Regions from separate parts of the Homo sapiens genome. Here regions 2 and 3 are each linked to region 1. Evidence: chromatin loops called from intact Hi-C (ENCODE). Cell type or tissue: heart right ventricle. All regions are shown on one strand.

Region 1 (2,500 bases):
GTCTTGTCTCTTTACACAAGACTGCTATCCAAAACATCCAAAAGGCATTAAATACTAATATTATGGAATCATAAAGGTGTTCTTTCTTCTTCTAATTGCATGCATTCCTGCCAGTCTCTATGACCACAGCTGAGTGACAGATAAAGCCCAAATTAAAAATACTTCCCTCTTGGCAAGATACCTCCAACCCAGTGGGCTGCTCAGTTGGAAAGCTGGGAAGTGGAGAGGCATGAGTCACTGTGTTCTCTCAGACATTTTAATTCAGAGTTGTTTAAGAAGATTTAAAAAAAAAAATCAAGCAATGGACCCCCAAAATGACCATTTCTCACTAAGTCATGAAATTTAATTTTTTCTTTTTCTTTTTTTTTTAGATGGAGTCTCGCTGTGTCACCCAGGCTGGAGTCTGGAGTGCAGTGGTGCAGTCTCGGCTCACTGCAACCTCTGCCTCCCGGGTTCAAGCGATTCTCCTGCCTCAGCCTCCCGAGTAGCTGGGATTACTGGCGCCTGCCACCACACCAGCTAATTTTTGTATTTTTAGTAGAGACAGGGTTTCACCATGTTGTCCAGGCTGGTCTCGAACTCCTGACCTCAAGTAATCCACCTGCCTCGACCTCCCAAAGTGCTGGGATTACAGGCATGAGCCACCACACCCGGTCAATTTTTTCTTTAATGTGGGAAACAGAATTGCCACCTCTCCCTGCAACACCTGAAAGGAAGCATGGTCTCTAGGCAAAGCCATTCTTGCCAACCTCTGGGGTCCCTGGCATGTGGCACTCAGCCCTTCCCGTGGGCCCCGCAGAGCATCCTCCTAGGGGCTAGGATGTGGAGAAATGCAGTGAGGTGACTCAGCTGCTGTGTCCTTTCTGCTGTCACTGCTGTCTTGTTTTTACATTTTTTAAAGTATCTGTTCTTGGGTGCTTATGGTTTTACAAAGCAGCCCTAATGTTCCCAATGGTATAATTGCCTGATATAGCCATGACTGCTGCTCTGGGAACTGTCAAGATTAGAAGCCCTGCCTGTGAAGGGGAACGTGGGGAGGAATTTGTATCATGTAGGGTGCAGTAATCTCCAAGGAAATTCTCTTCGCAAAAACCGTGTGTGGAAAGTCTCCCTCTGGCGGCTGCTGAGGTGTGTTCATAGGGGAAAGAATGCATGTCAACCGTAAATGGAGTCTGTGAAGCTGCAACTAAAATGTTTCCAGAAAAGAGGGCATTTGGTTGCATCTTCGGGAGGAAAATAAGAAACAATTCTTTTCTAGAATTAAAAAACAAAAACAAAAAACAAAAAAGAACGAAAAGAGAAGAAGAATGCAGAGAATGTGTCCATATCTAGTGAACTTTCAAATATCCCTCCGTCTTCTAAAAAGAAACAAGTGGACAACAGCCACTCGCTCTCCTCTGAACACACATCCTCCTCACACTCCTCCTTCTACAGAGATCAGGGCCACTGCACTTTCGTGCTTGAAGCAGTTCTGGGAATTTCTGTCCTCTATTTTCTGTGTCTGTCTAGTTCACTACCAGTCTCATTTATTTGTCCTTTATAGTATTTCTTTATGATACTTCTCATGTTTTCTTGCCCTTCCTATTAATTTCTCCAGCCTATGCATGGACAACTGCCCAGTGGCATTTGGAGTAAATGCAATAAAATTCAGAGCACGTGAATCAAAGGCTCTCAGTTGGCAAGTTCAGGTCTTTTGTCAGGACAGCGCCACATTCCATCCCAAGGACCAGCTATATCCGGTGATCCTGAGACACAATCTTGACACCACTTCAAAGATTCTGGAATTTGGAATTCAGGACCTCTAGTGCCATCATGTGCCTGGGTCCCCATCCTCCTTCCTAACCCTTGTTTTCCCTGAATGGCCTCATGACCTGTTGGCACCATCAGGCTCCACATCTTAACCAGCTCTGGGCTGATCCTGCCTTCACAGAATTGAGAACACTCCAGAGACCCTTGCTTGCCTTTGTCCTAGCAAGTAAGCTTTCATGTCAATTTCTAAGACAAAGTCTCCATCTTATACTCCTTTCTGGGACTTGGATCCCTGTCCTCTCTCTTCTCCCTCTGTCCCTTACTGCTTCCTGGATGAACTGCCTGTACCTGAGTGGCTGCAGGAGCGAGCCTGTCATTCTCCTCAACCCCACTGGTAAGGGGCCTGCCACTGGGCTGCCCTGACTTTTCAGTTGTTACTTATTCCTCATCCAGCAGCTGTCTCCTTCCAGATCTGAGCCCTCTGGCTCCCCACAGAGATTTACTTAAAGTCTTCCAGCTGTGTGATTTGCTAAGATGCCAGCTACCTTGTTGTATCTGATTACTTCTAAGATGATACATATAGGATCCCATAGCCTGCCTCGCTCCCCTGTCTCTCAAACCCAGGGAAGGGTCTAGGAAGAAGCCCAGGATCCTAGGGCGCCTGCATGCAGGAAGTCCACAACCCTGCCAGGCTCTCCCCTAGGGGTCTGTTGCTGCCTCTCTTGGGAACTTGTCTATTGCCATCCCATAG
Region 2 (2,500 bases), 300 kb before region 1:
AATGCCACCTCTTTCAAACTTTCCCATTCAATACCTTTTATCTCTACCTGTAAAATGAAATACTTTGTTTTCTGTTTAGAGTTGAAAGAATTTCTTAGCTAGACTTTAAGCAGGAATAACAACAAATGCTTTCAAGATAAATCTGTTAACTTCCAAAAAAAAAAAAAAAAACAATGATATTAAGCACCTGAAAAAGAAGATGGGTCCAAAAAGAAATTACATCCTTGGGCTCCTGCCTTCTTTTCTCTCTTTTCTCCTATCCCTTAAATCTCAGTCAGTCACTTCCCAGTCCTGTGCCTGAGGATGTCCAGGTGATCTGGACCCATGGCCAATTCCATGGCACCTTCCCTGTCTCTACCAAGAGCAGAGGATCCAACTACAACCCGGAGGAGGCCTGTTAGAACCAACTGGGAAGCTTTTATCAAACTATTGTTTCCTCCCAGTATATTCCCCCCTCATTTTAATATGTTCCCACGAGGGGTCATGGTTCTCTAAGACTTATCCTCTACCACCCTGGTGAAGAATCAGGGCTCAAAGCTTCTTAGGGGAGGAAAGGAAGGAGAGATGTTTGTGACTGTCCTGTAGCCTAGTAATCACACAGGAGCACTTCAGATGGACAATCCACCTTCAACTGGCCTTGTATCAGCATCCAGAACACTCAAGATAGTGGCAACAAAGAGACACGCAGAGACTTTTCACAGACCGGGAAGGGGAGAGAGAGATAGAGACCTGGCAGTGTAGAAAGACATCAATAGATCCCTGAACTGTGCACATATTCTCTGTTGAGGGCTCAAGTATTAACAACATGCATGGACGTCAATATGACCATGCTGATTAAACAATAGTTGACCCCGGAATAATGTGGCGATTAGGGGAACCAGCCCCAAAGGGTCACAATTCTGTTTAATTTTTGACTCTCCAGAAACGAAACTACTAATAATCTACTATTGACTGGAAGCCTTACTGATAACATCGTCATTGAATACATATGTTGTATGTTATATGTAATATGTATTACATATTGTATTCTTACCATAAAGTAAGCTAGAGGAAAAAAAGTGTTATTAAGAAAATCATAAGCAAGAGAAGATATATTTCATTAACTGGAAGTGGAGTGGGTCATCATAAAGGTCTTTATCCATATCCTCACGTTGAGTAGGCTGATGAGGGAGAAGAGATGGGTCTGGTCTTGCTGTCTCGGGGTGGCAGCAGCCGGGGAGAGGCAGAAGAAAATCTGCATGTAAATGGACCTGTGCCGTTCAAACCTGTGTTCTTCAAAGGTCAACTGTATAGTGCATCAGAAAACGTGTTAACATAGACAGGCAGGTAGATGCTTACTAATAAAGTACAACAGAAATAGACTAAAAGTTTGGTTGCTTAAAGTAATTTAAAAGTTTCGTTGCTAAAATTTTGGTTGCTTAAAGTAATTAGGAAAGTGGTGGCAAGGTGGCATAATTTTTCCACCTCTCCAAATCACCCCATGGAAACAGAGCAACTAAGATAGCAAAAGCAAGACCTCCCAGACAACATCTCCAATAAAGCAGCGGGAAAACACATCCCTATAAACCAAATATGTGTGGGTTGTAATAAACTACTGGTGAGATTAAGACCTGTACAGTGTCTTCAACACATCAGAAGAAATAAAAAGAGGACAAAGGGACTTCTGATGGCCCCAAGAGGCAGAGAAACAAAAACAGTTCACAAGTATTCACTGTAAGGCTTGGTGGGCCACTCTGGGAAGGGCAACTGAAACCCCTAGAGTCCTGCCGCCTCCAACTTGTGGGTGAACCCAAGAGAACCAGCTTGTGCTGGAGGAGCCTGTGCCCCATGGACCCTAAAGGGACCCTTAATAGCCATCTCCTCCACAGCAAAACCCCACATTGAGGAGAAACTACTGGAATAGAATCCAAATTGAGCAGGAAATAGATGATAGGAGCAAAGGAGGCAAAAGAAAGAAGACGCAGATGCAAGTGGAGGGAAGAGCAAAGAGCCAACAGATAGCAGATACATACTTGTAAACACATCCAAAAATAACAGAAAAGGCAGCTCTAAATCTCTAGAGCTAGGAAGCTATCCTGGTTCACTCTCCTAAGAGTACAAGAAAACTCATCTCACTTAAACATTAATAAAGAAAAAAATGGCCATCGAATCTACCATAAAGAAAAATGATTTGAGGAATGTAATGTCTCCGCAGACAATAAAAGCATGCCAGAAAGATTTGCAAACAAAACAGAAGAAAATTTAGCCTAATATTTTAACTCAAGCTGAAAAAAAAGATAGCAGCTTTTAAAGAACAGCATAACCCAGAATTTTAAGAACTCAAAAAGAAGCTAATTTGAAAAAACAAAGACTTCAAAAGGAGTTTATAGAAATAGAAAAATATTAAGAGTTGAAGAAAAAACTTATTCCAAAATTTTAGACTACACTAGAAGAAATAAAATAGTGAATGAACACTGCAGAAAGTTCCTTAAGAAAAATAGAAAAGAAAAGAATGAATATT
Region 3 (2,500 bases), 290 kb before region 1:
GCTATGATGGCGCCACTGCACTTTAGCCTAGATGACAGAGCGAGACCCTGTCTCAGAAAGAAAACACAAAACAAAAAGATAATGAGAGAGAGAGAACACATGCGCACAAGCAAATAATGTAGGCAAGTGCTTCTCAGACTCTGTAGTGAAGGGCCACTTTTCCCCCCAATAATTTGTAAGCGACACTTGAAATATACAAAATCATATGCTTGAATTTAGTGGCAATATCAAATTACTTTAAATGTTTCTAAATGTGTTTTGTTGTTGTTGTTGTTTTTGTTACTTTCTATTCACAAGTCATCATAGCTTGGTAGCAAACAGTTCATGGAGCAGCCTTGATATTGACCACATAGGAAAAGAGTAGAAATGTAAGGCAATAAAGATAGAGGTAGTCACGGGTATATAGATGTGACGATGTTTGCATGCTTGTATGGACAGAAATACATGTAACAAATATGACAAAAGTGATGCCAAGCATTTGGATCCTAAAAATAAATTTACTGATTAAATTTACATTTATAAAAATATTTCCAGATTACCTAACAAAGCAAAACCCAACACTCCAGGTTATATACATATAAACTTTTAATAATAATATGTATGTTTCTTTCAGGTGGAGAAAAGTCTGTATAGTATGCTACCAATTATCTAATAAAGGAGACGGGATAAAAAATACAAATATATATCAATTTTGTATAATTTGTATACAAATTATATACAAATATATACTAATGGACATATAAATCACAGCATTTAAAAATAAAATATTTAAAGGTAGAGGAAGGAAATAAGATTGAGGAGACAGGGAGAAAAACTAGACTTGTTTTGTAAATTTGACTCTAGAGTCATGTAAAACTTTGCATTATTACAAAGCAAAATTCAATTTAAAATAAAGTGATTCCTGAATATCAAAAGTAAAATAAGCCTATTGAGCCTGTCTGTCCAGTAGGTGGCAGAACAGCACCAAAGGGACTATTCCCAAGTGACCGTAAAACACAATAATTTGCCTGTTTTAGCGGAATGTTATCATAATGACAAAAACAACTGCAAAGTATCTTAAGCTGATTTTTGTAATCATTTTGCTAGTGGTAGTCTTCTATTTATTCGAGACTGTTGCACATGTGTATTATGAATACAGCAAATGAATAATTATATTCATGTCAATAAAATTTGAAATTTGACAGGGAAAAGGACACTGTGAAAAAAGTCCTCTACTTGAATTTGAATAGGAAACATCATGAATTCATGATGAATATTATTTTATTAAAATACATGTTTTCTAGCTTTGTTCTCTGAAAAGATGGAACGTGCTCAACCCTTCACACACAGATAATGTTCTCTACATACCATTTTCCACTAAAAGGAATCACAGGCTCCCTGAAGAAATAGCTGATTACAGGTCTGTGGAAGGAAGTGTACAAGACGGACCTGGAATATCATAAACGGCTTTGGTGATATCAGAACTCTGCAATTAAGTTAACTCTGCAATGAACTGAGGCACATCAAATATTAACATTCATGAATTCCTAATAATACTGTTAAAATAAAATATTATTGATCATCCTTGGAAAATGCAAGGAAACCAAAATCATTATTTTAAAAACTGGCAAATAAAAGGAAGAGATCAAACATTTTTCCTAACTTCCCTATACATATTATTCCAAGTAACCAAGCAGTTGATGAGATGTTTCTCTTGATAAAAGTACTCCATCTAATAAATGAAGAAGGAATTTTAAAATTTGAGTATTGCCATTTTGCAACCTTTAATGAATTATTGGGTGTAGACAATGGTAATCAATGACTGCCAACATCACAAAAAAGCCACCAGACATATGCTTCTGTATGGAGGTACACACCACCACCTGTGGGGTATTTTGGCCAAAAATTGAACCTCAGTCTGATGATGTACCTGGGTCTACTGTATTCAGTACTAATCCCATGTGGCTACTGAGCATTTGAAATGTGGATAGGCCAAATTGAGATGTTCTGTACACGTAAAATACACACCAGATAGCAAAAACTTAATATGAAAAAAAGATGTAAACTATCTCAATAATTTTTAATATTGACTTTAATATTGACTTAAATTTTAAAATTTAATATGTATGTATGACTACATACATAATATTTGTGACATATTGGGTTAAATAAAATTATATTATTAAAATTAATTTTAATTTTAATGTTTTCTTTTTTTAAATGTGTATTTTAAAATTTTAAATTATATTTGTGGCTCATATTTCTATTGTATGGTGCTGTTCTTAATTCTAACTACAACTTACAGGAAATACACTGGACAGAGGAACATGTTAAATGACACCTTACAGGAAATACACTGGACAGAGGAACATGTTAAGTGACACCAGAAGGATAGAAACAGTAAAACTCAGGCTTTAGAAAACTCTGCAACTTGAGGCCCTCATAAGGACTTTTCTGTCCTCCTTTGACCAAACTGTTTAACCGAGCCTAGGGGTGAGGGGGAGCGACCCAAGCTGGCATC

What was found. A loop is a pair of places that touch in the nucleus more often than their neighbours do. Peaks named below come from ENCODE experiments on the same cell type or tissue, not always from the same donor. Only the 100,000 strongest peaks of a DNase experiment are listed, where the experiment ranks them.
Region 2: a loop joins it to region 1, with 7 times the contacts of the local background. A loop is called at or near these places in 66 of 110 quality-filtered maps.
Region 3: it touches region 1 in a loop (11-fold over the local background); 66 of 110 quality-filtered maps call a loop at or near these places.

The regions. Positions count from the first base shown.
Region 1 is chr18:3,702,445-3,704,944 of GRCh38, reverse strand. The region is part of intron 7 of DLGAP1 (DLG associated protein 1); the gene reads left to right. Among named protein-coding and RNA genes, the nearest start is that of DLGAP1-AS6, 51 kb to the right of the region's middle. In heart right ventricle, a CTCF peak has its summit at 1,109 (motif pointing left); a DNase peak (open chromatin) is centred at 1,101; H3K4me3 peaks cover 678 bases; H3K27ac peaks cover 1,297 bases.
Region 2 is chr18:4,001,109-4,003,608 of GRCh38, reverse strand. The region is part of intron 3 of DLGAP1 (DLG associated protein 1); the gene reads left to right. All of the region lies in intron 4 of DLGAP1-AS4 (DLGAP1 antisense RNA 4), which reads right to left. Among named protein-coding and RNA genes, the nearest start is that of DLGAP1-AS4, 40 kb to the right of the region's middle. In heart right ventricle, no CTCF peak of the experiment used is centred here; no DNase peak of the experiment used is centred here.
Region 3 is chr18:3,997,384-3,999,883 of GRCh38, reverse strand. All of the region lies in intron 3 of DLGAP1 (DLG associated protein 1), which reads left to right. All of the region lies in intron 4 of DLGAP1-AS4 (DLGAP1 antisense RNA 4), which reads right to left. Among named protein-coding and RNA genes, the nearest start is that of DLGAP1-AS4, 36 kb to the right of the region's middle. In heart right ventricle, a CTCF peak has its summit at 955 (motif pointing right); no DNase peak of the experiment used is centred here.